Linked DNA regions of Homo sapiens: regions 1, 3 and 4 are each linked to region 2. The links are chromatin contacts, found by Hi-C or POLR2A ChIA-PET in ENCODE. All regions are on one chromosome and are shown on one strand. The core of a region is the stretch at or near the end of the contact, and the rest is flanking DNA. Distances in the headings are between cores, read along the strand shown.

Region 1 (7,304 bases), core at 2,801-5,300, 320 kb before region 2:
CCCTCTGGCCTCCAACTCTATGGACAAGCGAGGAACAGGCAAACATAAAACACAAACCACATGCAACGGCCTTGACTGCCTTCTGACAAATACCTTTGCATTAGAAAATATCCTAAGAAAGTCAGAGAACTAATTATAAGGAGGAAAAGGCATGAAGGTAATGAATGTAATTTAGATAGTAAACATCCGCGTTTATCTTCCCCGCCATGAACTCCCAGCAAGTACGCCCTCTCCTTAACCTTCATCTTAAGCAAACAGGAGGTCATGTCAGCCAAACCAGGGTCCCTGAAGATTTCAGAATAATATTTATTACTATTTTACAAAAGGCTTCTGGGATACCATTTTTTTTTGTAGAATTAATTTACATGATTGAATTTGAGGCACGCTAGAAACATCAGAAACCTCCCCCTGACCCACCATAAGGACAAATCGCTCACTGTCCAGATGCCCATATACGGCCAGACTTCCTCCTATAAGTCTGACAGCTCCGTGTATGCATTGCGTATGGGTCTTGGCTCTGAGTCACATTCCTCCGGCATGTTTCCCTGGGAGCTTTGATTTCCGCTTTGAGGGCTGGCACTGACTCCTACTTGCTCTTATAAGAAAATGTCTACAACTAAAAGTTGAAAATGTGCAAGATTCCTTCTTTAAGTACACAAACACTCCAACTCTGGCCACTTTTCTGTAGTCCTGCCAGGTTTTCTCTGTGTCTGATACCTGATCAAGAAACCTTTTTTTTTTAGGGAGGAAAAAACAACAAAAAACTTAAGGGAAGGAATGTAATACATCCACAGCTGAACATCTTACAAGACTTAACCAAACGACCAGTACAAATGATGCCCTAGTAGACACACACACATACCTTATATAGCTTGGTAAACAGGACTCAGTGGCCAGCTTAGTTAATTCCTCATTTTACCACGAGGAAAAAATGCTCTCTAAAAAGCATTTGCTAGATAAATACTTGCTTACAAGTCAAAATTAGTGCATCTTAACCATTTTGCACACAAATTCAAAGATCTTTTTCTCCCAACTCTGACCTGCTGTCAATCAAAGGGGCTGGGGTAAGTCAAAGTTGGATGAAGTTATAAGAAGCCACTATTTCCCACTTTACCGCCCAGGCACACACAAACATTTGCTGAGTCATTGATAATAGTGCAAGAATTCAGATCCCATGGCATGAATTATGGATGGAGTATCAGCCTTTCCCTTTGAGTTTCCTGGCATTTGATGGTCCATATCACAATAAAAACATACTTCTGAGTCTGTGAATGTCTTGGGTGTCTTCTCTCATTCTCTCTCTCTCTGGGTGTGTGTGCATGTATGTGTCTGTCTGTCTCTGTGTCACTCTCTTAATAATAGTCTTTTAACTCCTTCAAAAAGAGTTTTGATCATAAAGCCTCAATCTAACCTGATAATGCACAGAAACTTTTTCTTTCCTGAGATTTCATATGTTCTATATATTTCAATATGCTTATTTCCTCTTAAGCAACATTAAAATCATCTATTTGGAACTGACTATAGATTTTTTTGAGACTTCGAGGGACTATGAGAATTTTATAGTAAAACCAAATTCTTTCTTTTGACATTTTTAACAACAGAGCAGAATGGTAATATACTTATTATACACAGAGATTGAAAAAAAATCAAGAAAATCTGAAAAAAATAAAGCACCAATTCCCTGGAATTTTCATCTACTCAGCCCTCACTGAACCCTATTAAATTAAAAAAATTATGATTACTTTCATTTTTTAAACAGAAATGGGAATATGGCTCCTACGTGTGACTTCCCTGAGATCTGCGAAAGGCAGTTCCAAGAATACAACCTAGGCCATCTAACTATAACCCAGTACAACAATTTATCCCCTCCATGAATGAGTCTCCCTGCTGCAGGCATGAAGATGGTGGTAGCTTTCAGACTCTCCTGAGGATTCAGAAATTCCCCAACCCTTCTCCCACCTACCTCACTCTGCAAGCTAGGAGAGCTCACCACCAAGCCCACATCCCACCTTAGGTGAGACTCGCACTGCACATCCCTACCCTTCCCCAGCCACCACACCTTTCCAACCATTAGAGGTAGATGTAATTGGGGGTTTAGGTCTTGAAAGGTTTCACTGTGGCTTCCCACATATTTTGGACTTTTAAAATCATCCACAAGGGAAGAAAAAGTTGAGGGCCAAGTTGCCTTTAATACACATGTGGCTATTAAGTTAACTTGGAATGTTCCTTCTTTAAATAGGAACTCTTAGGCCTCTTCTTTTTGAGGAATGCTTGGAAAGGACATTAAATAACAATGACGAAAATTCTTCCTGAGCTTCAGAGGGCACCCCCACCCCTTTGCTGGCCATTCACACTATTGACATGCAACTACACTCTATAACATGTGGCTGGCTTAACGAGGTAATCGTGCACAGATGATATGCTCTATGCTGAAGTTGGAGTGGTTATATTTCTTCTTGGCTATTTTTCAACAGACTGTACTGAAACTTTAAAAATTTGATCAGTTTAAACAGGCTGTTTTCAAATGATAAATCTATAATGCATTGTTTCTAAAGCCGATCTTTGCACCACAAACAGATATGCTTATCTTGAACCCATGCTCTGAAGCATCAACAACTTAAAGGAATCTACTCATTGGTAACACCAATGTCAAATGATGCGGCATTACAGAATACAAAAATGGTATGGCCCTAGAATCACTCTCTTTATATAAAATGGGAACTGGAGGTATTAACAAAAAAGCCACTAAACAACATAGATTCCAAATGAAAGCACAGTGAATTAGTTGGGTCTTTAGTGAAGCTAAGTAGCACTATATTAAGAAATGGAGATATGCTTAGGTTTATTGGCCATATTCAACATCTGCACACACCCAGGGAGAATAAAGCCTATTCTTTCCTTGTCCTGACCTCACTCCCTCAGGCTGCATGTTCCTTGGGTAATGAGAAGTCACAATCACTATTCATAGATGTGTGGGGAGTCACTAAAAATATATTATTCACTGTCAATCTTAGTTTATATCCAGATACAACAGGGTACACTGCTCTTGTAATGGAATCAGACTTCTTATTTTAACAAGACAAACCAAATCCAATCCACATTTGAAGATTATAGGTTTTAATATAAGAAAATGCACTCATTTCTCAAAGACCCTAGTGAAGCTGTGTTTAAATGCTCCTAGGTGAACCCCCTTTGCATCCCAGTGTTCCCACCCTGACACCCAGAGCCCCTACCTACCCAACACAGAATCATTTGCTCTGATAGAACAATGGATCCCTTTTTCTGGAAACATTGATGGCCACTCCTCCCTTGTCCTTGCCTATATAAAACTCCTACATATATTAAGAGAAAACTAAGCAAGAGTTTTGGAAATCTGCCCCAGGAGACTGCATCCTGAGTCACACGCGTCTTTGTTCTCTTTCTTGTCCCAAAACCGTTACCTCAAGTGACAAATGATCAAATCTCAAATATAGAATTCAGGGTTTTACAGGTAGGCATCTTGAGGATTTCAAATGGTTAAAAGCAACTCACTCCTTTTCTACTCTTTGGAGAGTTTCAAGAGCCTATAGCCTCTAAAACGCAAATCATTGCTAAGGGTTGGGGGGGAGAAACCTTTTCGAATTTTTTAGGAATTCCTGCTGTTTGCCTCTTCAGCTACCTACTTCCTAAAAAGGATGTATGTCAGTGGACAGAACAGGGCAAACTTATTCGAAAAAGAAATAAGAAATAATTGCCAGTGTGTTTATAAATGATATGAATCAGGAGTGGTGCGAAGAGGATAGGGAAAAAAAAATTCTATTTGGTGCTGGAAATACTGCGCTTTTTTTTTTCCTTTTTTTTTTTTTCTGTGAGCTGGAGTGTGCCAGCTTTTTCAGACGGAGGAATGCTGAGTGTCAAGGGGTCAGGATCAATCCGGTGTGAGTTGATGAGGCAGGAAGGTGGGGAGGAATGCGAGGAATGTCCCTGTTTGTGTAGGACTCCATTCAGCTCATTGGCGAGCCGCGGCCGCCCGGAGCGTATAAAAGCCTCGGGCCGCCCGCCCCAAACTCACACAACAACTCTTCCCCGCTGAGAGGAGACAGCCAGTGCGACTCCACCCTCCAGCTCGACGGCAGCCGCCCCGGCCGACAGCCCCGAGACGACAGCCCGGCGCGTCCCGGTCCCCACCTCCGACCACCGCCAGCGCTCCAGGCCCCGCCGCTCCCCGCTCGCCGCCACCGCGCCCTCCGCTCCGCCCGCAGTGCCAACCATGACCGCCGCCAGTATGGGCCCCGTCCGCGTCGCCTTCGTGGTCCTCCTCGCCCTCTGCAGCCGGGTAAGCGCCGGGAGCCCCCGCTGCGGCCGGCGGCTGCCAGGGAGGGACTCGGGGCCGGCCGGGGAGGGCGTGCGCGCCGACCGAGCGCCGCTGACCGCCCTGTCCTCCCTGCAGCCGGCCGTCGGCCAGAACTGCAGCGGGCCGTGCCGGTGCCCGGACGAGCCGGCGCCGCGCTGCCCGGCGGGCGTGAGCCTCGTGCTGGACGGCTGCGGCTGCTGCCGCGTCTGCGCCAAGCAGCTGGGCGAGCTGTGCACCGAGCGCGACCCATGCGACCCGCACAAGGGCCTATTCTGTCACTTCGGCTCCCCGGCCAACCGCAAGATCGGCGTGTGCACCGGTAAGACCCGCAGCCCCCACCGCTAGGTGTCCGGCCGCCTCCTCCCTCACGCCCACCCGCCCGCTGGAAAAAGAAACCGCTCGGACTGAGTTTCTTTCTCCAGCTGCTGCCAGCCCGCCCCCTGCAGCCCAGATCCCAACTCGCATCCCTGACGCTCTGGATGTGAGAGTGCCCCAATGCCTGACCTCTGCATCCCCCACCCCTCTCTTCCCTTCCTCTTCTCCAGCCAAAGATGGTGCTCCCTGCATCTTCGGTGGTACGGTGTACCGCAGCGGAGAGTCCTTCCAGAGCAGCTGCAAGTACCAGTGCACGTGCCTGGACGGGGCGGTGGGCTGCATGCCCCTGTGCAGCATGGACGTTCGTCTGCCCAGCCCTGACTGCCCCTTCCCGAGGAGGGTCAAGCTGCCCGGGAAATGCTGCGAGGAGTGGGTGTGTGACGAGCCCAAGGACCAAACCGTGGTTGGGCCTGCCCTCGCGGGTGAGTCGAGTCTTCCTCTAAGTCAGGGTCGTGATTCTCTCCCAGGGAGGGAGTCCTAACTGTGCCGACCGAACGGGGGAAATACCTTATCCAGGCGTTTTACATGGTGTTTGTGTGCTCTGCTCTCGCAGCTTACCGACTGGAAGACACGTTTGGCCCAGACCCAACTATGATTAGAGCCAACTGCCTGGTCCAGACCACAGAGTGGAGCGCCTGTTCCAAGACCTGTGGGATGGGCATCTCCACCCGGGTTACCAATGACAACGCCTCCTGCAGGCTAGAGAAGCAGAGCCGCCTGTGCATGGTCAGGCCTTGCGAAGCTGACCTGGAAGAGAACATTAAGGTACATGTTCTGCTCCTATTAACTATTTTTCACAGGAAAAACAGTGGATAGGACCCAACTTAGGGCTCTTGCCACGCTTGTTAGTATAAGCCCGTTATCTCCAAAACTATCTAACCATTGAGCTGTTTTGCTGGAATGAGAGCTTGTGTAATAGCAACCACCAGTTTTCCACTACGAAATCTTCCACAGGGTTAGTTAATTCAAGACATTCCAAGAGAGGCTCTGGCTATTTTTGGACATAGCAAATGAGACTCAAACTTCCTCCCCTCAAAATATAAACAGAAGTCAGACAACAGAAGACTAAAACACAGAGGGTTGAAGAAAGCCACTCCTCTTGTAGAGTCGCTGATTTTTTTTTTTCCTCTCTCTTTTCCCTTGTCTTCCTTAGAAGGGCAAAAAGTGCATCCGTACTCCCAAAATCTCCAAGCCTATCAAGTTTGAGCTTTCTGGCTGCACCAGCATGAAGACATACCGAGCTAAATTCTGTGGAGTATGTACCGACGGCCGATGCTGCACCCCCCACAGAACCACCACCCTGCCGGTGGAGTTCAAGTGCCCTGACGGCGAGGTCATGAAGAAGAACATGATGTTCATCAAGACCTGTGCCTGCCATTACAACTGTCCCGGAGACAATGACATCTTTGAATCGCTGTACTACAGGAAGATGTACGGAGACATGGCATGAAGCCAGAGAGTGAGAGACATTAACTCATTAGACTGGAACTTGAACTGATTCACATCTCATTTTTCCGTAAAAATGATTTCAGTAGCACAAGTTATTTAAATCTGTTTTTCTAACTGGGGGAAAAGATTCCCACCCAATTCAAAACATTGTGCCATGTCAAACAAATAGTCTATCAACCCCAGACACTGGTTTGAAGAATGTTAAGACTTGACAGTGGAACTACATTAGTACACAGCACCAGAATGTATATTAAGGTGTGGCTTTAGGAGCAGTGGGAGGGTACCAGCAGAAAGGTTAGTATCATCAGATAGCATCTTATACGAGTAATATGCCTGCTATTTGAAGTGTAATTGAGAAGGAAAATTTTAGCGTGCTCACTGACCTGCCTGTAGCCCCAGTGACAGCTAGGATGTGCATTCTCCAGCCATCAAGAGACTGAGTCAAGTTGTTCCTTAAGTCAGAACAGCAGACTCAGCTCTGACATTCTGATTCGAATGACACTGTTCAGGAATCGGAATCCTGTCGATTAGACTGGACAGCTTGTGGCAAGTGAATTTGCCTGTAACAAGCCAGATTTTTTAAAATTTATATTGTAAATATTGTGTGTGTGTGTGTGTGTGTATATATATATATATGTACAGTTATCTAAGTTAATTTAAAGTTGTTTGTGCCTTTTTATTTTTGTTTTTAATGCTTTGATATTTCAATGTTAGCCTCAATTTCTGAACACCATAGGTAGAATGTAAAGCTTGTCTGATCGTTCAAAGCATGAAATGGATACTTATATGGAAATTCTGCTCAGATAGAATGACAGTCCGTCAAAACAGATTGTTTGCAAAGGGGAGGCATCAGTGTCCTTGGCAGGCTGATTTCTAGGTAGGAAATGTGGTAGCCTCACTTTTAATGAACAAATGGCCTTTATTAAAAACTGAGTGACTCTATATAGCTGATCAGTTTTTTCACCTGGAAGCATTTGTTTCTACTTTGATATGACTGTTTTTCGGACAGTTTATTTGTTGAGAGTGTGACCAAAAGTTACATGTTTGCACCTTTCTAGTTGAAAATAAAGTGTATATTTTTTCTATAAAGGGCTTGGTTATTCATTTATCCTTCTAAACATTTCTGAGTTTTCTTGAGCATAAATAG
Region 2 (7,311 bases), core at 3,052-5,551:
AGTCTTTCAAGTTCTAGAAACTTATTCCTGGCTGGATGCAGTGGCTCACACCTGTAATCCCAGCACTTTGGGAGGCTGAGGCAGGAGGATCACTTATGTCAGTTTAAGACCCACCAGGGCAACATAGTGAGACCCTGTCTCTACAAAAAATGAAAAATAAAAAATTATCCAGGAGTTATGGTGCATGCCTGTAGTCCTAGCTACTCGGGAGGCTGAGGTGGGAGAATATGGGGAGGATTGCTTGAGCCCAGGAGTTTGGGGCTGTAGTGAGCTATGATGGCACCACTGCATTCCAGCATGAGCAGCAGAGTAAGACCATCATCTCAAAAAAGAAAGAAAAAAAGAAAGAAAGAAACTTAACAGTTCACCTGATCAATAGACACAAGCCAAAACCACACCTTCCATGCAAGTTAGACTTTGGAATAGACTGCCTGTGTCACTTAAATCTGAACCTACACTTTCTAAGTTAACTGGACCTTGAAAGTTTGCCTATTCTTTTCTTCTTTAACTTTAGAACAATCTGTACCTTCTCTTCTTTTCTTCTTCAACTTCAGAACAACCTGTACCTTCTTGGTTCTGAAACTTTACTCTGAACATTAAAATGTTCAGAGTAATTTGTAAGTAAGTTAATGGCTTAGAACGCTTGCATTCTGAGAGGCAGCTACCATTACATCACCCATCAATGTAAACCGTAAACATTCCTCATGTTACAGAAGGTCTCAGTGTCCACAGAATTCTGGCAACAAATGGGTTGTTGTTGTCTCAGAAAAGCCCTAGGGGCCTGCCAACATCAACTTCTTTGTCTCAGGAACCTGCCCTTCCTGGTTCCAGTGCTAGATCTTGGGTGATAGGTGGACAAGCTAGACTGGGAGAGCCCAGAGAAACTAATCGCACTGAGGAGGGTGGTAGAGGTGAGGCGGATGCTAGGCTCAGGTCCAACAGCAAAAGGAAGAAGGAGTCCACAAAGGAAGGGAGACCTCACATAATAACATAATGCCAGAGATAGATGGGCAGGTGACTAACTTCAGGGAGGGCCAGTCATGAGGAAAAAGCAGAAAAACCTACAAGGAGATTGACAAGCACACAAAGCAATCAGAAAGCTAACCAGGTAGGCAGTTGGTATAGGAAGGACAGAAGCTAATCCTCAGCAAGTGGAGATCCAACACTGAAGCTGAATTGAGAACTGGCTGTCTTGGTGAGACTGATGTCAGCAGTGCCAAACCAGGTCTGAGAGGCAATGGTACACACCAGGAGACAAAGCAGACACCCAGCATGGAATAGAGAGCCCAGCTCTAGTCCTCCAAACAATGACTATGGCAAAGTAGAATCAATGGTCACAGTTTGATACCGCTGTTTGCCAGTACCTATGTGTGTGAAAAGATATTTTCTGACTAAATAAGTAAAAATCTCATTACTGATCAGCACAATGAACATCTATAATCAATTTGGAGATGAGAAACCTGATGTGATGACTCCTGTGGTGTAGCAATTGTTTTCTACTGAACGATCAGCATTCCTAAGGTTGTCTCTGGTTCATGGAAGACTGTTTCTCTTACTTTGTCTCAAGTACAGAAATATTCCCTAGTAGTGTTAGATTTCTAGGAGCCCTTTCTTGTTCATTTTGAAACTCAGAAATCTTTGGATTTCCAAACATTTTCCAGGTTTTCATAGGCTCTTCTCATTTTTAGTGTACTCATGAGGGCCTCATTTATGACTCAAATTCTAGAGATGTCTCCAGAAGAGACATTATAAAACAACCATGCTGCCTGGGCTCTCCGAGGTAGAGCTCAGTGTCACAGTGCTCCCACGGTGCCCATCCATGAAGCAGAAGGTACAGGCCACGTACTGTTTACATCTCTGAAACCTGGCATGAACCAAGTTATTTCCCCAAACCTTTAAACTCCTCTCTGCCGTGTCAACTCCGTGGTGGCAGGAACTAGGTCAGTTTGAGCTTACAGTCTTGTTCTAGTGTCTAGCACAGTGGCCAACACCTAGAAGACATTCAATGAACACTTGCTGAATAAATTTTGTAACGGTTTCAGAAATAACATTAGAAGTATAAGCTACCACATACATAAATGTCCAGTGAACCCAACTGTTATAAATTATAATAACTTTACTAGGTATAACTTTGTAGGTGTTCCAAATCTTTCTCTACATCCAGCATTCCAGAAATAGCTATTACCTCAGAGGAAGTCTTGTCCATAAAATAAAGGCACTTCAGATGTTTTTATTCTACCCAAAGTAATGAATAATGACTGAGCACCACCAAGTACCAGACTTTATGCCAGGTGTTAGGAAATGCAGGCATGTTTAATTTCTGTATCTACTCTAAAGAGCTTTAGTCTAGTTGAAGAAGTAGACATTTTAAACCATAATATAGTGTAATCTGTGCAATACTAGTAGTGCTAATAAAGTGCCAGGAGGAAAGAGGAAGAAATACAAATTTTTCTACAGAAAGGGATTTAGAAAGATATCTACGTGAGTTTGCTCAGACTGCTGTGAATAGCATACTATAAACTGGGGTGATTCGAGTCTCAGCAAACTGAACGCTGAGAACTCAGGCTTCTTGTTCCTTTTGGCTGCAAGAAGGTTGGCAGCCAGTCAGAACTTTACCCACTTGTAAGAGATCAGGCTTCTTGTTCCTTTTGGCTGCAAGAAGGTTGGCAGCCAGTCAGAACTTTACCCACTTGTAAGAGATTAGATGTATCTTCCTTGGTGATTCAGACCAGCCTAAGGGGAAAGACCTGATGATACCAACTTTGGGGATTCTCCAAGAAACAATGTCCCCAGAACACACTATAAAGATGCTCAAAGTTGATAAGCCCTGCCCAGCTGCTCAGAGTTTCCAGTTGGCTCTTTAGTCCCCCACTCTAAATCCTGATAGGACAAGGATGGAACAAGAAGCCTGAATTCTCAGCTTTCAGTTTGCTCAGACTCAAATTACCCCCCAGTTTATAGTATGCTGTTCACAGCAATCTAAGCAAACTCCCCTAGGTATCTTTCTAAATTCCTTTCTGTAGAAAAATTTGTATTTCCTCCTTTTCTCCCTGGCACTTTATTAGCATCACTAGTATTGCACATATCACACTCTATTATGGTTTAAAATGTCTATGTCTTCAACTAAGCTAAAGCTCTTTAGAGTAGATACATGGGCCCTAACCTGACTGATGTCCTTCTAGGAAGAGAAAATTACGACACAGACATGTACAAAGGGAAGACCATGTGAAGACACAAGGAGAAGAAGGTCATCTACAAGCCAAGGACAGAGGCCTCTATAGAAACTAACCCTATCAACCTCAACCTCAGACTTCCAGCCTCCAGAATTACAAGAAAAGAAATTTCTGTTGTTTAAGCCACCCAGTCTGTGGTATTTTGTTATGGCAACCCTAGCAAACAATACCCTAAGCCTAACTTTTCAAGTTTTTCTCCAGCAGGAAATCTGAATTATTTCTTTTCAGCTTTTAGTAGCTATTGTGTGGACAACATGGTTGCATGTGCATATTAAAGTTGTTAGAAAACTAAATTTATGCCAGGTCAGACACTTGTATAACAAAACCATGAATGGGGAGTCATCAGCTCATCACTTAGCAGCTACAAAGGAGTAGTTCATGCTTAGCAGTTTGTGGCATTTCACAACCGTCAAAGAAGTGAAAGGCCTTTGGATGTCTATGACTCTCATCAACAATTTTCTTTATGAGGCAAAGAAAGCTGATCATTCAAGACATAACAGATGTTTTAGGGGTTGGTGATGATGGTGGCATATGAAGAAAAACACATACTCTCAACAATATAATAGCAAATAGAATCTAGCAATATATTAAAAAGGATAATATATTATGACCAAGTAGCATTTATACCATAGAAGCAAAATTGGTTTGGCATTCAAAAGTCAATCAATTACATTTGCACTGAGGTTATCATAGCTGAGAAGACACCGTCTCTGTGGCTTCAGCTCCTGGCTGCAGGCCGCTGATGGAGGTCCAGAAGGTCAGCTGCTCACAGACATCAACTTGGTGTCGGCTGCGGCTCCAGCATTTTCCGCAGGCTGCAGCTTCTGGGTTCCAAACTTTTCATTTCTCAGTCTGCAAGCGGGTTAGCCCCGAACAGGAAGCAACTCCTTCTCCAGCCGGGAGGTGGCGGCCTGCGGTCGACGATGCCTCCGGGGTCCTTGGGCTCAAGGTTCCGTTTGGGGGCGCTCTCGTCCGGCTTGCGGGCCGCCCTTCTCCACAGACGGAACCTTCTGGTGGCGCCGCTGGTTTCTGCGGGGTTTGCAAACGGCGCGTACCGGGCCCTTCCCGTCTTCCGTACAGGTTCCTGCTGTTGGCTGGGCTCGGGAGGGAACGCTCCAGGTAAAGCGCTGGGGGAGGAAGCGACGCCGAGGAGCTACGGTTTCCTCCAGAGGTCTCCGCCCCTCTGCCCCTATATTCCCAGAGCTCGAGTCTGATCCGGGCCTTGCCGGGCACCCTGGAAAGGCGGGGGTGATAGTACAGATGGAGACGCAACTGCAGAGCATTTTCGAAGAGGTGGTGGTGAGTGCAGCTGCCGGCCATCCAGGACTACGGCTTGGGGACGGGGAGACGCGGGGGCAGCCGACCAAGGAAACTGGCCTGGGCAACCTCCTCTCACGCCTCCCTTTTTATTCCCTTGTTTTGACACCGAGGTTGTATGCGGGGAAGTTTAGTGATTCTCAAACTGCTGTCAAGTTCATTGTATCCTTTGAAATCGATACAGTGACAGGCCAGACAGGTATTGATAGTTTCAGAGCTGATTAAGGTGACTTGCCCTGTGTTACATTGTAATACTTGGCTAAGGGAGGCGCCTTTTTAAAATTAACATTGTTTACATTTTGTTTTTTTTTTTTTTACAGAAAACGGAAGTTATAGAAGAGGCTTTTCCTGGGTGAGTGTATGCGTGGCAGAGTTTTGTGTTTTTATGTGATTGTGTCTGTCAGATTTTACTTAGTTTCGTGTTGGAAGGTTATAAGATCCACTATTCTGATTGTGTGTAATTACCTTTTTAAAACGAATGACAAATAATGTAATTTTTATTTTTTTAGCATGTTTATGGATACTCCTGAAGATGAGAAAACAAAACTAATTAGCTGTTTGGGGGCCTTCAGACAGTTTTGGGGTGGTCTTTCTCAGGTGAGCGCTTCATTTTTAATACATTCAGCTGATGATTTTTGGCCTCTTCTTTTTTTTTTTTTTTTTCTTTTAACATTTACTTTCATGCTGCTCTTAAGATCTTCCTGAGAAGGGAGAAATAAAATTGTTATCATTTTTTATTCTGGCTTCCATTTGTTTTAATTTGTATATTTCAGTGGAAAACCTGTGTTGAGAAGTCAAGTTGATACTGCACAGTGTGAGATGTTTAAAAAAAAAAACCTCCCCTATGTTAGATTAATTGAGATCATTTTCATCCTATTCGGATTTATTTGGTACACTTGAAAACAGATATGTTAAGCTTTACTTGTCAAGGATACAAATTCCATTTTTCTGCTAAATAAAGGAATTGGCACAGCATTGATACAAAGATGCTACAATAGGAATACCAAGATTCTATAATAAGGATAGGAAAATATTATAGTAAAAATGAGGAGACAAACTGTAAAAGTAACAAAGAACAGCTACCAGAAAATGTATCCGTGAAAAAGACAAAAATGTGTCATCCTCGAAGAGCTCACATTGCAGTAGTGCCTTACCTTCTCATGGTACACTATAGGTAGGGAAATGAGAACTGTTTGCGTGTCAGCCACTGGTGATAAGATTTGCCACTCAGACATGGATCATATAATGCCAATACAGTCATGTTTTAACCTTTTTGTTTAGTTGTTTTCTAATAGGTAATACATTTATATGGTTCAAAATGCACAGGTATAAAAGGGTGGATCCAATAACTAGTCTCTTTCTCTTCTCTTACCTGTTATTTTTTCTGTCTGTAGCCAATATCCTCAGGTTATGTTTTCTTCTAGAAGTATTTTATGCATATAGAAACACTTTTATAGCATGATCATATACCATGTACACTGTTCATTAATTAGCACTTTTTTTCTCCTAATAATAATCTACAGGTAATTCCCTATCAGTCCAAGCGTTACTTGTTCCTTCCTTTCTTACTTTTTTTTTTAAATAGCAGCATAATATTCCATTGTATGGCTGTACCTTCCTCCTTTTAACCAATCTTCTACTGTCTTCTAAGTTTCTTCTTACTTTTTCTAATTTAACCAATGCTGTGATGAATAATATTATGCATGAAAAATAGGATAAATTCCTAGAAATAGTATTGCTGAGTCAAAAGCCTTATCAGTTTGTAATTTTTATAGAAATTATTAAATTTTCCATAAGGGTTATACTAGTTTATGCTTCCACCAGCAGTGTTTGAGATTATCTTTTTCTTTTCTTTTTTTTTTTTTTTTTTGGAGACAGAGTCTCACTCTGTCGCCCAGGCTAGAGTGCAGTGGCGTGATCTTGGCTCACTGCAACCTCTGCCTCTCGGGTTCACGCCGTTCTCCTGCCTCAGCCTCCCGAGTAGCTGGGACTACAGGCACCTGCTATCACGCCCGGCTCATTTTTTGTATTTTTAGTAGAGACGGGGTTTCATCGTGTTAGCCAGGTTGGTCTCGATCTCCCGACCTCATGATCTGCCCACCTCGGCCTCCCAAAGTGCTGGGATTACAGGCATGAGCCACCGCGCCCGGCTGAGAGTATCTTTTTCTTATAACCTCACAATAGAGTGTTAAGCTTTTTGATCTTTGCCAATCAAAAACATGAGAAATTTTATCTCAGTATAATTTTATTTTGCATTTCTCTCAGTGATGTTGAATATCTTTCCAAAATTTAAAAAAAAATTCATTAAACACTTTATGAATTATGATGTGGCCCTCTAATGGAGAGACCAGGAAGAAAATAGGTATTTCCAAATCATTGTTATATGTGCCACAATAGAAGTATGTATGAGAACAGTGGTTGTGGAGAGAAGCAGAACATTATAGGCTCTTTTTGGAGATAATCCTAGAAGACAAACTTTGATACGGGCACAACATTTTGACATCGTATTTAAAGTTTTGCCAGTCTAGAAATGTGACATGTCATTGGATTCATAATGGGCTCTTGTTTGGGATCTTAGGGATTGGATTCACACCTAATTCTCCTAAGCCTGATACATACTGATCCATAATGAATTTTACCCCCAGTGACAGTAATATTTATATATGCCATAAAGGGCACTGTTTACAATGCCTTACAACAATCTGTGTTAAGAGTTTTCTATTGACCGTTAATATGTTAACTAATTAATTACTACTTTTGA
Region 3 (6,657 bases), core at 2,891-5,390, 260 kb after region 2:
CTAAGAAGTTTATTTAGAGTCTCATCCCAAAAGTGTAAACTTCACAAAAAGCTTTACATAGCCAATATGATGGGGCTCTATAATGTTGGGTATATGCAAGTCACTATTATTAAAATTCAAATTATTTTACTTTTCTAAACTAAATTAAATGGAGCACTGAGCCCAGAGAACGATGCCTGAAAAAAGACCCTTTGTGACTATGGTCAATAATAATTTAGTGTTCATTTAAAAATAATAACTGAAAGAGTATAATCGTATTGCTCATAACACAAAAGATAAATGCTTGAGGCGATGGGCACCCCATTTACCCTGATGTGATTATCACACATTCCATACCTGAATGAAAATTTCCCATCTACCCCATAAATATATACATCTACTATGTACCCACAAAATTTAAAAATTAAAACAGAAAAAAAAAAAGACCCTTGGTATCCAGGCTGCCATGGTCCCTCAGGAGATGCTCTTTGTCTTGGTCCGCTTACCTGAAGCAGCCTCACTCTCTCCGGGCTCTGGGTCTTGTTCATGTCACAAACAGACCCCGTACTCTATTCAGGATCCAGGCCACCCCCAACTGGGCTTCTCCCTGCACACAGAACCTGAATTCCCCCAACCCGCAAACACGCTAAAACCCTTAACTCCTTCCAGTGCAGACTTTTGTCTCCGGCCTTGACTCCTTCCAATCTGTGTTCCTTGTTGCAGCCAGAGTGACCGTTGTCATTTTTGTTTGTCTGCTCACTTGATCTTTAACAAGATTTACATTAATTTAACATGGTCTCAAAACGGCATTCATATTAGTTAATGCAATACAATTTATTTTAAATTACCTGTGCAGTTTGAACCAAAAGTTGTCCATTACTTTAGGTTTAAAATAAAGAGGATTTGGTGTTTGTTTCTTTTTTAATCTATGACAAATATGTAAAACTCCTCTGTCAAATACTAAGGCAGGCAATATGAACCATGAGAAACTTACTTTTGTTTTACTTAGAAAAGAAAACTATGTAAAAACTTAAAATTGTACCAACAAAGCTGTTTTGTAATGTTTCCTTGCCGGTCTAAAAATTTTCAATAATTGTAGTGTAGTCTTGGAGGTGGGAGCCCATTTGCACCCCGAATTCGTTTTTCATGGCTGCCATAACAAATTACCACAAATTTGGTGCCTTAAAACACAGAAATGTATTCTGTCTCAGTTTAGGAGCTCAGAAGTCCAAAACTGAGGTGTCAGCAGGGTCTCTCCAAAGGCTCTGGGGGAGAATCTTTCCTTTCCTTTCTCAGCTTCTGGTGCCTTCTAGCATTCCTTCGCTTGCAACAGCATCATTCCAACCTCTGCCTCTTGTCTTCAAACGGCCTTCTTCTGTCTGTGTCTCTCTGTGTCCTGTCTCTCCTTTCTCTTATAAAGACATCAGTCTTTGGATTTAGGGCCCACCTTAAATCCAGGATTAATTTATCTCAATATCCTTAACTAATTACATCTGCAACGACCCTATTTTCAACAACGACCTAGGAAACAATCTCATTAGCTGTCCATCTTTAGTTAACATTGCATGTAGAGTATGTGCCCGCCTACACCAAGATCCAAGTAATTTCCTTAATGAGTTGACACATCAGTTCATTTCATCTGCTGAGGTCAGTGAGAGAACTCAACATATTGGCTATCAATATTTCTGAATTTTATTTTTTAAAGGACACTTTTATCCTAGTTACTCCAAGTCTAGAATAGATAATTAACTAAAGCACTAACAAGTGCAGGAGAAGTTAAAATTTACCTCTCCCAATCTTAGATCTTAGATGGGAAAGAACCCTGTATCAAAAGACCCATTAACAAGAAAAAAACAAACAAGTTTATTAGCAAGTTTATTAGTTTATTAACGTGCATCATAACACATTATTCAAGAGACACCTCAGTGAAAAGTAACTCAAAATGGTTTCAAATTCCACTTATATATCATCTTCAATAAAGAAAATACATTTGTAGAAAAATAACAGGATGAAGGAAAGTAGATTTAGTCTTCCAAGGTGGGAAACTGTAGGACGGTAAACAGATGGAGAAAACTAATGCAATAAGGTTGGTTTACTGATTCCTCTGGTGCTGTCTCTGAGCTCCTAAGGGTCTACAGTTGTCTCCAGTAAAAAATAATTTATATCCTGTCTTTAGACAAAAAAGGGGGCGTATATAGAGTGCTTTTCCTCCAGTTGCTGCTTCTTTAGCTTAAAATTTTTTATCCCAAAGAAGCATATTTTTGGGTGACATATTCGATTTACCTCACACGGATACCTTCTGCTTTCAAATGTGCATCGAATGGCATGCCAGGAAGTCATGGAGCCCAGGTTTCAGCTCATAAGCAGAGAATGATTGAAGGGTGGCAGAATATGCCACCTCGAAGTATGCCACTTTGGCATAAGGAATATTTTGAGCTAAAGGCACATAAAAATAAAAGCAGCAGGTACAAATGCTCTGACCCTACATTTTTCTTCCCAAAAGCAAGAGCCAAAACCCCCATATGTGCAATTCTTTTACCAGGAGGAAAATAACATTCTTACCAAGGACAGGAAGTTGAAAGTGAGGAAATTTTGTAAAACAGACCTTGTTAAACTCATTCATATCTTCCTTTAGCCTTTCCACATAGTTTAGTTATTGTTCCACAATTGCCACTTTATTCAAGCTAGTATAAAAGCATTTAGGTTGTGCCACGTTGGGTTTTCATTTCCCTATGAAGCACTCCCATATCACATAAAACTTATATTAAATAAACGTGTATGCTTTTCTGTGTATCGGTCTTATGTCAGTTTAATTTGCAGGCTCAGCTGAAAAACTCTAAGAGGGTAGAGGTAAATTTGGCCTCTCCTCTAAGATCTAAAACAAATTTGGTCCTACCACACTGCTGCAAAAACCTATTGATGATATATATGCTCACTGCTCATAGGACAAAGACCTAACGCTAAACCAGGACCTGCATGGTCTGGCCCTTGGGTCTGACTCTAGTCTCGTTTCTGGTCACAGCCTCATTGGCTCTCTGTATCCCAACCACTTACACCTTGTTCCTCAAAGGTGGCATGCCATCATGCAATCCCCACCACAGGGAAACACTCACTTTTCTCTGTCAAACAAATGCTACTACCCCCCTATTCCTTTCTCCTTTTCCTACCCTGCAGCTCTCAATCAGTCCTCATTTTCTCGGGAGGCCTTTCCTGACCTCCCGGCCAGGCCAAATCCCTGAAGACAGTTCCCACAATCTCTTGCACCCCTTCTTCATGGCCCCTCTCACAGGGGCTTTTGTGTCTATTTGAGCAATTGTCTGATTAACATCAATGAGCCCAGTGAGGGTGGAGATCCCGTCTCTTTTGTTTTCCATTGTGTCTCCAGCATCCAACACAGAGTCTGACCCACAACCGATATCCAGTATACATATTTGTTGAATAAGTTAACAAGCACAATGATCACCCTGCTCGTCTGTGTTTTTTTATCTCACTTTGTTGGGTGGTATCCATAGATAGAGTCACGGGCATACCTGCATTGGATTCAGGGCAAAAATCCTTTGGCAATCTAGGCAGCTTTGTTCCCACTGAGAAAATTATAAACCTGAACAAAAGCTGAGGTTTGAGAAACGAGGACAAACACTGCTTTTGCACAGTCAATAGAGATTTTCACAGCATGTTCTCACCTTTTTTTTTTTTTCCCTTTAAAAAATTAGTTCTCTGCTATTGCCCAAGTAGGAGGTATACAATAGAGAGGAACAATGAGGAATTGGGCAGGGGGCCATGCTGAGTAGCAGGATATGATATCAGGTAACAACTTGTGAGCCATGTCCTCAGAGTCCTCCTGCCAGGCTATATCTGAATTGGTCACATCTTCTCCGAAAGCAGGCGTCCCCCTTCTGTGCACACTGACAGAGCCTGGTGCTTTGCAGAGCGCCTGCCAACTCCCGAGGAAGGCTTTGTTGGCAGGAGCACCAGGAAGTCTTGGTTTCTTAAAGGCAAGCAACCCACTGTTGAAATTTATGTTGGCCTCCAACTGCCACAAAGACAATCTGCTGAAAAGTTTATTTCAGGTTGAAATGAAAAGGAAATGTCTTAAATGAATCCAGCTGTTTGTTTCAGTTCTCATTTTTTAACTAGTTGAGCCCAGCATATTGATTTTCAGAAAAAAAAAGATTAAAAGGCTGCAGATGTATACAGCCCAGGGTATTGATTTTGGGGGGAAATTCAGTCAAATAATCAAAATGTCATTTCTGGATAAGAGTCCCCATCTTTTTGGATTTTAACAGGAAAATAACGAAGCCCTCCAGCGGACTGGGGAGGAAATAGACAGTAATTCTGCTGCTGCTTGTGAGCAAGTAACCCATTAGAAACTGGATGTAGAGAAACCCCTAAGGAAAAGTCTTTTTGCTTGTTACTCTCCCGTGTTTTCAGTTTTGAGCTCTAGACTGCGAAGGAAAAGTAGGAATACTTTTTTCATAATATTAAAAAACTATAATGTAATAATTTTTAAGATGCAGATTTCCAGGTCTCCAAACTATGAGACTTTGATGCAATTGGTCTGGCATGAGAGCCAGGAGCCTGCATTTTATTTTATTTTATTTTATTTTTTAAGATGGAGTTTTGCTCTTGTCTCCCAGGCTGGAGTACAATGGTGCCATCCCGGCCCACTGCAACCTCTGCCTTCCCAGGTTCAAGCAATTATGCTGCCTCAGCTTCCTAAGTAGCTGGGATTACAGGCACCCGCCACCATGCCCGGCTAATTTTTGTATTTTTTTTTTTTTTAGTAGAGACCGGGTTTTGCCATGTTGGTCAGGCTGGTCTCGAACTCCTGAGCTCAGGTGATCCACCGGCCTCGGACTCCCAAAGTGCTAGGATTACAGGCATGAGCCACCACACCCAGCCAGGAGCCTGCATTTTAAACTCGCACTGCACCTAGCTCTCTGAGAGCTAAGGAAGTCCTTCTGAATAGGTACTTCAATGATTCCCAAAACTTTTTCTTGCCATGGCACACGTTAAAAATGATAGACTTTGCCTAGCATACTGGAGTAAACAGATGGGATAGTTTCTAAGGATTAACTGAAGTTTTTGAAGGCCTTGATTATCATGGTAATTATACTGATAATTAACTGAATTCTACAGAGAATGAAGCAAATATGGACTTTGCCAGAGGCCAGGACTTTGCCCCCTTCTTTCTCCACCGACTCCCTCACAGGCTTCCACACCTACAACCACCCACTAGCCAAGCACCCCTGAACTGCCGACTGAACCTGGAGTAGGGCTAAGGCTGGGCCAAGAAAGGGAAGGGACTAGGCCCCCCAAGAGGAAGACAGTGAACAACTTTTTTTTTTTTTTTTTTTTTTTTAATGAAATGGGATCTGGTTCTGTCACCCAGGCTGGAGTGCAGTGGTACAATCATGGCTCATTACAGCCAATCTTCTGGGCTCAAGTGACCCTGCCACCTCAGCCTTCCGAGTATCTGGGATGACAGGCATGCACCACTATACCCAACTAATTTTTTCATTTTTATTTTTGTAGAGATGGAGTCTTGTTTTGTTGCCCAAGCTGGTCTCAAACTCCTTGGCTCAAGCAATCCTCCCACCTCAACCTCCCAAAGTGTGTGGGCCAATGTGCCCGGCCTCAACTTTTTTTTAAGGTAGACTTTTGATCACCAAGTTGTCATATAGTTACAAAGTTGTTAGCAATTTCTGAAAGGGTATTATTGCTTAAAATAAATCACTCTTACATAAATAATACCTAGTACTTAACTGGGACATACTGTATGTAGACCAAGAGCAGGCAGATGAGGGTGCACACCTCTGATTCTCAACCAGGAGTGATTCTGCCTTCCCCCTGCCCCACTCAGGGGGACATCTGGTACTGTCTGGAACCATTTCGATGATTGCTACTGGCATCCAGTGAATAAAGTTCAAGGCTGCTACTAAACACCCTTCCATGCAGACCAGCTCCCTACCACAAAGAATTATCTAGCCCAAAATAGTCATGGCGCTGGGGCTGAGAAACTCCTCCTTACATGAACATGTGGGAGGACAGAGTGTGTCTCAAAGGAGTTTTTCGTTTCTGTGAATGACAGTGTCTGGCTGAAGAGAACATATTTTGTTAAGGTGAAGTCTGGAAAGAAATGCAGGTTTAAATATTGTCTGTAAGTCAATGTTTACATTGTGTTTCAAGTTCAGTGCTGCTGGTAATTGTTTGGACCTCTGAATTGGTGATTGTGTCAGCCTAACTGCAAACCATTCCCATGGGGACCTGGGTACAACACCTCTTAGGGCACAATGCAGAGCCACATGAGCAAGTGGCAGTACTGTGACTACTTTTTGTTTTGTTTTGTTTTAAGAAACAGCAGCATTTCATAGGAAATAAGCATTAAACTGGTTGGAAAGAAACTGTTTTCTTTGCACTGACTTATAACCTCATATTTATCCCACACTAGTTAATGCTTCTGAAAGACATTATGGAATTCTTTGCTTTTAGAGTGAAGACATAATGACTGCAAAATAAATTTGCCAAAGAAAATCCTAGATGCTAAATGAATTAACAAAATCAGCAATATGTATTCATGGAGAAAGGCAAAAGCCCTCAATTAGACTTAAAATTTCCAAATTGAAACCTTGGACTCTGACCCCTGTGCATCTTCCAGGTCTTTCTGTCCACCTGGAG
Region 4 (7,485 bases), core at 549-3,048, 270 kb before region 2:
AGTTTTATTTAATGTTTTATTAATGTCGGGTAATAAAATGTATTTTGAGAATAAGACGGCCTTTTGACCTTTTAGGGTCTAGGGCTGTAAAGTGTCTCAGGGTTGCTGCCAAACAAGCCATGAACTGGGCTGGATTTTTATATTTGATGAAAAAGAGCCTAAACGCTATCTGATTTGGGATAAAGAAAAAGGAGCATTAACCTTGACTATGCCTTTAGCTCTAGCCACCTTTTTAAGAGTAAATTGCTGGGCAGGAGGGGGAGGGCTAATCACGGAACGAAACTATAAGCCGGACCAGGTGTGAGGAGGGGAGGTGATAAAAAGATTATAGGGTGGAGGAGCGGAGGCTGAGGAAGAATTGGGACCTAGCTCGGCATGATGAGGAGCAGTCTGGGGAGGAAGGGAGAGGTCAGATGGGTCTGTAGAAAAGGAAGATTAGAAAGACTCAGTGACGCTTGGGGTTGGTACTGAGGGGACATGCGGGAGGGAAAGAAGGAAGATTTGGGACGAGTTGCACTGGGCACAGAGACTAGGAAAGGAGTGATGTGTAAAAGAATGCCTGGACATCAGGCACCTCAGACCGTTTGCCTATTTTACGACAAGAATTATTTAGATCTTGCAGCAAGGAAAAATTCAAAGTGCCATTTTCTGGCTATTTGGAACTACTGTCGAGTTTGTATTGGGGTCAAGTGGCATTGCAGAAGAAAATAAGGCATTTAGGTTTTAGGTCAGGTGTGAGTTGAAGAGGTTTTAAGTTTTTGAGAACACAGGCCAAGGGAGTAGAAGGAGGAATAGAGAGTGGAAGTTTGCCCATAGTGAAAGAAGCAAGCCTAGAGAAAAGGAGGGAAGGGGTTCGGGGGATCTTACCTTCCAGAAAAGTGGGAAAAGGGGTTGGGGCACAGAGATAAGAGGTTGGAGCATGGAAATAAGGGATGAGGTACAGAAGGGGTCGGGGCACGGAAATAAGGGATTGGGGTGCAGAGATAAGAGGTCGGGGCGTGGAAATAAGGGATTGGGGTGCAGAGATATAAGAGGTTGGGGCACAGAAATAAGGGATTGGGGCACAGAGATACGAGGCTGGGGTACTTGCCCCTCCTCTAGAAAAGCGGGACTTGCCACTAAGGGTGAAGGAGAAGGGGTTGAGGGGTACTTGCCCCTCCCCCAGAAAAACAGAGAAGGGGTAGAGACAAGGAGAGAAGGGGTTGGGGTACTTGCCCTGTCCCCCAGAAAAGCAGAGAAGGGGTAGGGACAAGGAGAGAAGGGGTTGGGGTACTTGCCCCTTCCCCAGAAAAGCGGGACTTGCCGCTACGGGTGAAGGACCAAGGCAGGCGTCCCTGCGTGGTCTGACACCTTTGAAACGTGGGTGAATAATCAGAGAGGCGCCCCTGCAATGATTAAACACCAAGGGAAGGCTGCCTTCCCAGTCCGTGACCGGCGCCTGAGTTTTGGGTCCACGGATAAAACGTGTCTCCTTTGTCTCTCCCAGAAAATGAAAGGAATTGAAATTAAGAGAAGGGAGAGATTGAAGAGTAGAAAGGAGAAAGTGGTTGAGGGACAGTGAGAGAGGTTGGAGAAGAGAGTAAGAAGAGGCCACTTACCTGATTTAAAATTGGTGAGATGTTCCTTGGGCTGGTCGGTCTGAGGACCTGAGGTTGTAGGTGGATCTTTCTCACGGAGCAAAGAACAGGAAGACAGGGGATTGATCTCCCAAGGGAGGTCCCCCGATCCGAGTCATGGCACCAAATTTCATGCGCGTCCGTGTGAAGAGACCACCAAACAGGCTTTGTGTGAGAGCAGTAAAGCTGTTTATTTCACCTGGGTGCAGGTGGGCTGAGTCCGAAAAGAGAGTCAGCGAAGGGAGATAAGGGTGGGGCCGTTTTATAGGATTTGGGTAAGTAAAGGAAAATTACAGTCAAAGGGGGTTTGTTCTCTGGCGGGCAGGAGTGGGGGGTCACAAGTTGCTCAGTGGGGGAGCTTTTTGAGCCAGGATGAGCCAGGAAAAGGACTTTCACAAGGTAATGTCATCACTTCAGGCAAGGACCGGCCATTTACACTTCTTTTGTGGTGGAATGTCATCACTTAAGGTGGGGCAGGGCATATTCACTTCTTTTGTGATTCTTCAGTTACTTCAGGCCATCTGGGTGTATACGTGCAAGTCACAGCGGATGCAATGGCTTGGCTTGGGCTCAGAGGCCTGACACTAACCTTCCTTTTGGCTTCAGAAAAGTTGATAAGCTACAAAATGTTCCTCCCTGACACTGTAAAGGAAGAAACAAATAACTCAGACACAATTTGGAAGATGGTCACCTATCCATCTCAGAGTAAAATAGAATGTCGATCTTGAATAACATAAAAAGAAATGGCATTAAACTCAGTAAATATGCTATAGGTTTAAAACAATAAAACAAAGAAAGGAAGAGAGGAAACAAGGAAGGATGGAATAAAAGAAGGAAGGAGGGAAGAAAGAAATAGAGGGAGAGAGGAAGGTAGAAAGGAAAGGCTCATTCCACCTGCTCCACTTAGAAGAAAATACAGGTGATAAAATTGAGAATAAACACTGAAAAAATGTTTCATGTTATATAACAGGTTGATAGGAAGGAATACAAATCCAATAAATAAAAAGAAGCTCAAAGAAGAAACAATAAAACAATAGAAAGAGATTTTAAAACAGGGAATAGCAGGTCCCAAAAAATAAAAATATAGAAATAATAAACTAGAAATAGCAGGTAATATAATAAGCATTGATAAAAAATGAAAGCAAGGGGACATATAGGAATGTTTGAGATAATCACAGTGATGAAAAATATTTTTAAAAGAGATTAATGCAATAATCAAGAAGCTAACAAAGAAGGCAGAACGTTAACTGTCATGGGTTGCATGGATGCTTGTTAATTTCTTCCTTATACTTCACAGTATTTTTTTTTAATTTTCAAAATAAAAATAAAATCTGCCATTAGAAAATCTCTATTGTTTTTAAAAGGGAGGTTATGGGAGGTGGGGAGGTGTTAGGAGGCAGTAAGAAACTGACATATAAAAAAGGGACAGCTTAGTAAGGAAATAAAGACAGAAAATATAAACCAAGTACTATTAGTCCTGTCCCACAGTAAAGAGAAGCCTAAGAGAGCCAGAGGCAACAAAAGGAATGGGGTAAAGACAATAGAAAAATGGAAGGACAAGAGCATATTCAAGAAGAGAGATGGAAGCAGTACAGAGGTGGGAATTACAGGTGTGTTTGTGGGGGGGGGCTGTGTGTGTGTGTGATTTGAGAAACAAAGCCTTGTAGGAAGTGAGGCATCAGGTCTGAAAGAAAAAGAGTTACACTTCCTCTATGAGGGACTAGAAAGAATGTCAACAGGTGTGAACTCAAATGCTTGAAAGTGGAAAGGAAGATGATACAAAACAAATGTCTTGTGCAGTGCAGCAGAATTCAAGCCAGAATAACTGGTTTAGAATGCAACTACTGATGGAATAGAACTTAATGAAAGAACAGGAACATTTTCAATGTGCTTTCAGAGGAGACAATATACAGTATTGTTTAAATATATGAACTTTGCCAAGTCCTGGGTTCAAATTCTTGCTTGGATAATGTAAATCATTTAGCACAATGTCTGGAACAAAACCCAGTAAATGATAGCTATGATTATTTTTATATTTGTATTTGATCTATTTCAGAGATGTCTTGGTTATCACAATATTGCTGATTCATTGGGTCTATGAAAATTTATGTTCCATATTTCAGTTTCACTGTCAACTATCCATCAGACACCTGATGGATGGGATAATTTTGTTTACCTCTAATTCACTTCACTACTAACTTAGCCAATGCTAAACTCCATTGCCCTGAATTTCAAAGATAGGAGGGAGGGTGAGAAAATGTCTCTCCTCTTTGGTAAAGTGTGTGAAAGTTGCCCAAAATCTATTTGTTCCAGATGCCCCAGTGTGTTTGCTACTGGGGTAGTAACACCAGTAGCACTGATGTGCTTTTCCTCATAGCAGAAGGTGTTACCTGGAGTTGAGGGATGTGAGAACCAAGAGGCACTACCCTGTGTCTCCACCTTTGCCAGTGAATGTTTATGATAGCTTGTCACTGGAGAAACACTATGTGCTTTGTAGAGAGGTTTTCATTTGAGATGTCAAAACTGAAAAGTTCACGCTTTCCCTTCAGTTCACCAGGCAGCAGACTTTCCACAGGACAGATTAACTGAAACAATTGTGAATGGCTCTTGAAAAGTATTCTTATTCTTTTATTATTATTTTTAAAAATTCTGCTTTGTGCACTGGGAAGAGATCTATAAATAAACTCTTTCAAAAAATTTCCCATTGAAAGTATCTTCTAGCACTTGAAAACTACGGAGGCAAAGAATAATTACTGTGAAATTGTCCTCTGGCTGTATTTCTGTAACTTGTTATTCCTTAGCTGTCTTAAGTGGATGTTTGGTATGACTGTACCTTTGGTTTTCATTCATCTGGACATTTTTTACTGAGCAACTCCGATGTGCCAGACATTATGCTAGAAATAACAGATGGTTTTGGAGACATGACTGATATGGTTTGGATGGTTTTTTCCCCTCCAAATCTCATGTTGAAATGTGATATTCGATGCCAGAGTTGGGCCTGGTGGGAGGTGTTTTGGTCATGGGGGTGGATCCCTCATGAATGGCTCTGTCCTTGTGCTAATGAATTCTCACCTTAAGAGTTCACACAAGACCTAGTGTTTAAAAGAGCCTGACACCTCCTCCCTCTCTCTCTTGCTCCTTCTCTTTCCATGTGACATGCTGGCTCACCCTTTGCCTTCTGCCATGATTGGAAGCTTTCTGGGGCCTCACAAGAAGCCAAGCAGATGCTGGTGCCATGCTTACATAGCCTGCAGAACTGTGAAGCAAATAAACCTCTTTTCTTTTTAGATTACCAAGTTGTGGGTATTCCTGTATGGCAATGCAAACAGACAAACACAATGACGATAAACATATGAAAAGGAAACTATCTTTGTAAGAAATATATGCCAACTTGGTGTGGGTCTGTGTCCCTACCCAACTCTCATGTCAAATTGCAATTCTCACTGTTAGAGGAGGGGCCGGAGGGGAGGTGACTGGATCATGGGGGTAGACTTCCCCTTGTTCTCATGATAATAAGTGAGTTCTTATGAGATCTGGTTTGAAAGTATGTAGCCCATCCCCTTATGCTCTTGCTCTCTCCTGCTGGCCATGTGAATACGTGCTTCCTTCCCCTTCACCTTCTGCCATGATTGTAAGTTTTCTGAGGTCTCTCAAGAAGCAGAAGCCTGTGCAGCCTGCAGAACTGTGGGCCAATTAAACAACCTCTTTTCTTTATAAATTACCCAGTCTCAGGTATATCTTTATAGCAGTGTGAGAATGGACTAATACAGATGCTAAAATGCCGAATGAGAGTTACAGTCACTGAAAAAAACAATCCCACAGTATTGAGCTCTCACCCTGTGAAACTGCCTTTGCAAAGATTATGACAGTGAGAGAAATCTAACGTGGCTGACTCTGTCTTGCTTCTAGCCTCACAGGCTGGCTGTCTTCACTCAATCCAGTGAAGCAAATTTGTGACTTCCTCAATTGTCTCTATAGATAATGTCACTATTGTAGAACCTAAGATTGATATTTTGATACATTTTTCTGATTTTTGCATTCTGGCAATTGACTTCACCTGGACCCATGACTCATGACTTAACCAATCCTGTGGTCTCCCACTCAGAGGTGGACTCAATGCATGAGGACTGTTTTCACACCCCTATAATTGCCTCCCCAACCAATCAGCAGTACCCATTCCCCAGTCCCATGCCTACTAAGCTATCCTTGAAAAACCCTAACCTCTGAGCCATGTAGCTAGATTAACATTAACTAAATGCTTTCTTTACTACAATGTCACAATCTCAGTGAATTGGTTTTGTCTAGTCAGTGGGCAGGAAGAACCCATCAGGTGATTACACTTGTGAAACAGCACACTTGGGACACATAAATCTCATCAGGGTTACAGTTTTCAGGAATATGCTCAAAGTATACAGTCTAAGCAAATGTAACTGATGTTAACCTAAAAGAAAAAACTGAAGGAAACTTAATATAAGCAGAGTTTATTTGGGCCAGTTTTGAGAATTGTAACCCAGAGGGATGGATTCAAGTTTGCCCTGAATGTGTGCTCCAATTAGCAGCAGTTACAAGTGAGTTTTTAAAGGAAAAAAGAGGCAGTTCCTAAATTGTTTACCAAGAAGTTACATCAACGTAACATAAGCTTGCTATACATTGTTACAACATAACTTGCTATACATTGTTCTTTGCATCACAAACTCCAGGCATGTGAGGATAATGAGTGAGGCAGCTAATAAGGAATGAAATGACTTTAAACAACTGCCCCTAGGCATGGCGGGAGGTGGGTGGTAAGAATAAAGTCTCACACTCACATCTCTCTGGGCCTAATAAATTCTACATGCCTCACACAGCTCAGGCTGCCCTGAGCTATTTTTCTTTTCTTACAGGATCACAGGCTGGGAAATGTTTAGGTGGCGCAGCTTCTCTGGGCTTCCCAGTTTCCTTAAGAGGTTGGTGTTCTCTGTAGGATAAGATCCCGCCAGGTCCCTGGAAACCCCAAGTGGAAGCTAACAATCCTCTTATACCTATAACCACACCACTTTGAAATTATTTTATTTCGTGTTAAGCTTGCAAAGACTGCTTTTAGCAAGTTGTGTATTTGGATTTGGAGTCTGGGTCCTGGGTAAAATTTCTTAATAGGCCACGGTGCCATCTACCAACACTGTGTATGGGTTATGGAATAATCAACTGCATTACACATCTGTAGTTGTATTGCAACCATAATACATAACAAGAACTAGACTGAGGGCATGTACTGTCTGTTACCACCAATGTTGGGAAAGTCTGACCACATAAACAATGGATCCTAAGGATATGGCTTTGGGCTGGACCTTGAAATAAAGGTAAAACATTGACAAGAGAGCACCAAGGGGGCAGGCATTCCACCTGCCCTGTTCTCCAACTTACCCCTAATGCCTGACACAGAGTAAGCTCAGCTTTGAAATCTACTGTCAACCCTGAGCTGGGAAAATCTATTCCAGTGCCAATATCTTAAAGTGTGCTGTTGAGTAAACCTGTAGAGATAGCTTATGAACAAGTACACAGACAAAAGACCCATAGATTTACCATCTTGTTTCTGTTTGGACCTTAGTACAAGTGGTTAACTCTCCAGACAGTAACATTGTGTCAAGATATAGAATATAACAGAGAATCCAAAATTGTAGGTGTCATAAGAATTTTTTTTTTTTTTTTTTTTTTTTTTTTTTTTTGCGATGGAGTCTTGCTCTGTCACCCAGGCTGGAGTGCAGTGGCGCCATCTCGGCTCAGTGCAAGCTCCGCCTCCCGGGTTCATGCCATTCTCCTGCCTCAGCCTCCCGAGCAGCTGGGACTACAGGCACCTGCCACCACGCCTGGCTAATTTTGTGTGTGTGTG

The links. Hi-C counts contacts between places; a loop is a spot of excess contacts on that map. ChIA-PET counts read pairs that join two places held with the same protein, here RNA polymerase II (POLR2A). Pooled maps may share reads with other maps.
Region 1: a pooled map shows a loop between it and region 2 (19-fold over the local background). The contact joins the promoter of CCN2 here to the promoter of MED23 in region 2. A Hi-C loop is called at or near these places in 3 of 50 pooled maps. POLR2A ChIA-PET finds 5 or more read pairs at or near these places in 3 of 52 experiments (AG04450, HepG2 and WTC11).
Region 3: a pooled map shows a loop between it and region 2 (4-fold over the local background). The contact joins the enhancer-like site here to the promoter of MED23 in region 2. A Hi-C loop is called at or near these places in 1 of 37 single-sample maps with no recorded cell type and 4 of 50 pooled maps. POLR2A ChIA-PET finds 5 or more read pairs at or near these places in 2 of 52 experiments (OCI-LY7 and activated CD4-positive, alpha-beta T cell).
Region 4: a loop to region 2 is called in a pooled map, with 2.8 times the contacts of the local background. The contact joins the promoter of CCN2-AS1 here to the promoter of MED23 in region 2. A Hi-C loop is called at or near these places in 1 of 50 pooled maps. POLR2A ChIA-PET finds 5 or more read pairs at or near these places in 2 of 52 experiments (HepG2 and activated T-cell).

The regions. Positions count from the first base shown.
Region 1 is chr6:131,948,118-131,955,421 of GRCh38, reverse strand. It overlaps CCN2 (cellular communication network factor 2), which reads left to right and starts at 4,050. Exons shown (of 5, transcript NM_001901.4): 1 at 4,050-4,315; 2 at 4,430-4,652; 3 at 4,879-5,130; 4 at 5,262-5,473; 5 at 5,862-7,246. The coding sequence starts at 4,250. The coding sequence ends at 6,158. All of the region lies in intron 2 of CCN2-AS1 (CCN2 antisense RNA 1), which reads right to left.
Region 2 is chr6:131,625,232-131,632,542 of GRCh38, reverse strand. MED23 (mediator complex subunit 23) reads left to right here and starts at 4,301. Exons shown (of 29, transcript NM_004830.4): 1 at 4,301-4,532; 2 at 4,871-4,902; 3 at 5,060-5,147. The coding sequence starts at 4,494. RefSeq lists enhancers at 4,312-4,481, 4,612-4,661.
Region 3 is chr6:131,365,919-131,372,575 of GRCh38, reverse strand. All of the region lies in intron 3 of LOC105378005 (a long non-coding RNA gene), which reads left to right. Among named protein-coding and RNA genes, the nearest start is that of ARG1, 200 kb to the left of the region's middle. Within about 2 kb of position 4,140, at least 12 of the 41 ENCODE cell types and tissues checked have a DNase peak (open chromatin) inside an H3K27ac peak, as active enhancers do; they include OCI-LY7, where a contact is called at or near this core.
Region 4 is chr6:131,896,265-131,903,749 of GRCh38, reverse strand. It overlaps CCN2-AS1 (CCN2 antisense RNA 1), which reads right to left and starts at 1,798. Exons shown (of 3, transcript NR_187596.1): 1 at 1,599-1,798. RefSeq lists enhancers at 1,322-1,874, 1,875-2,428.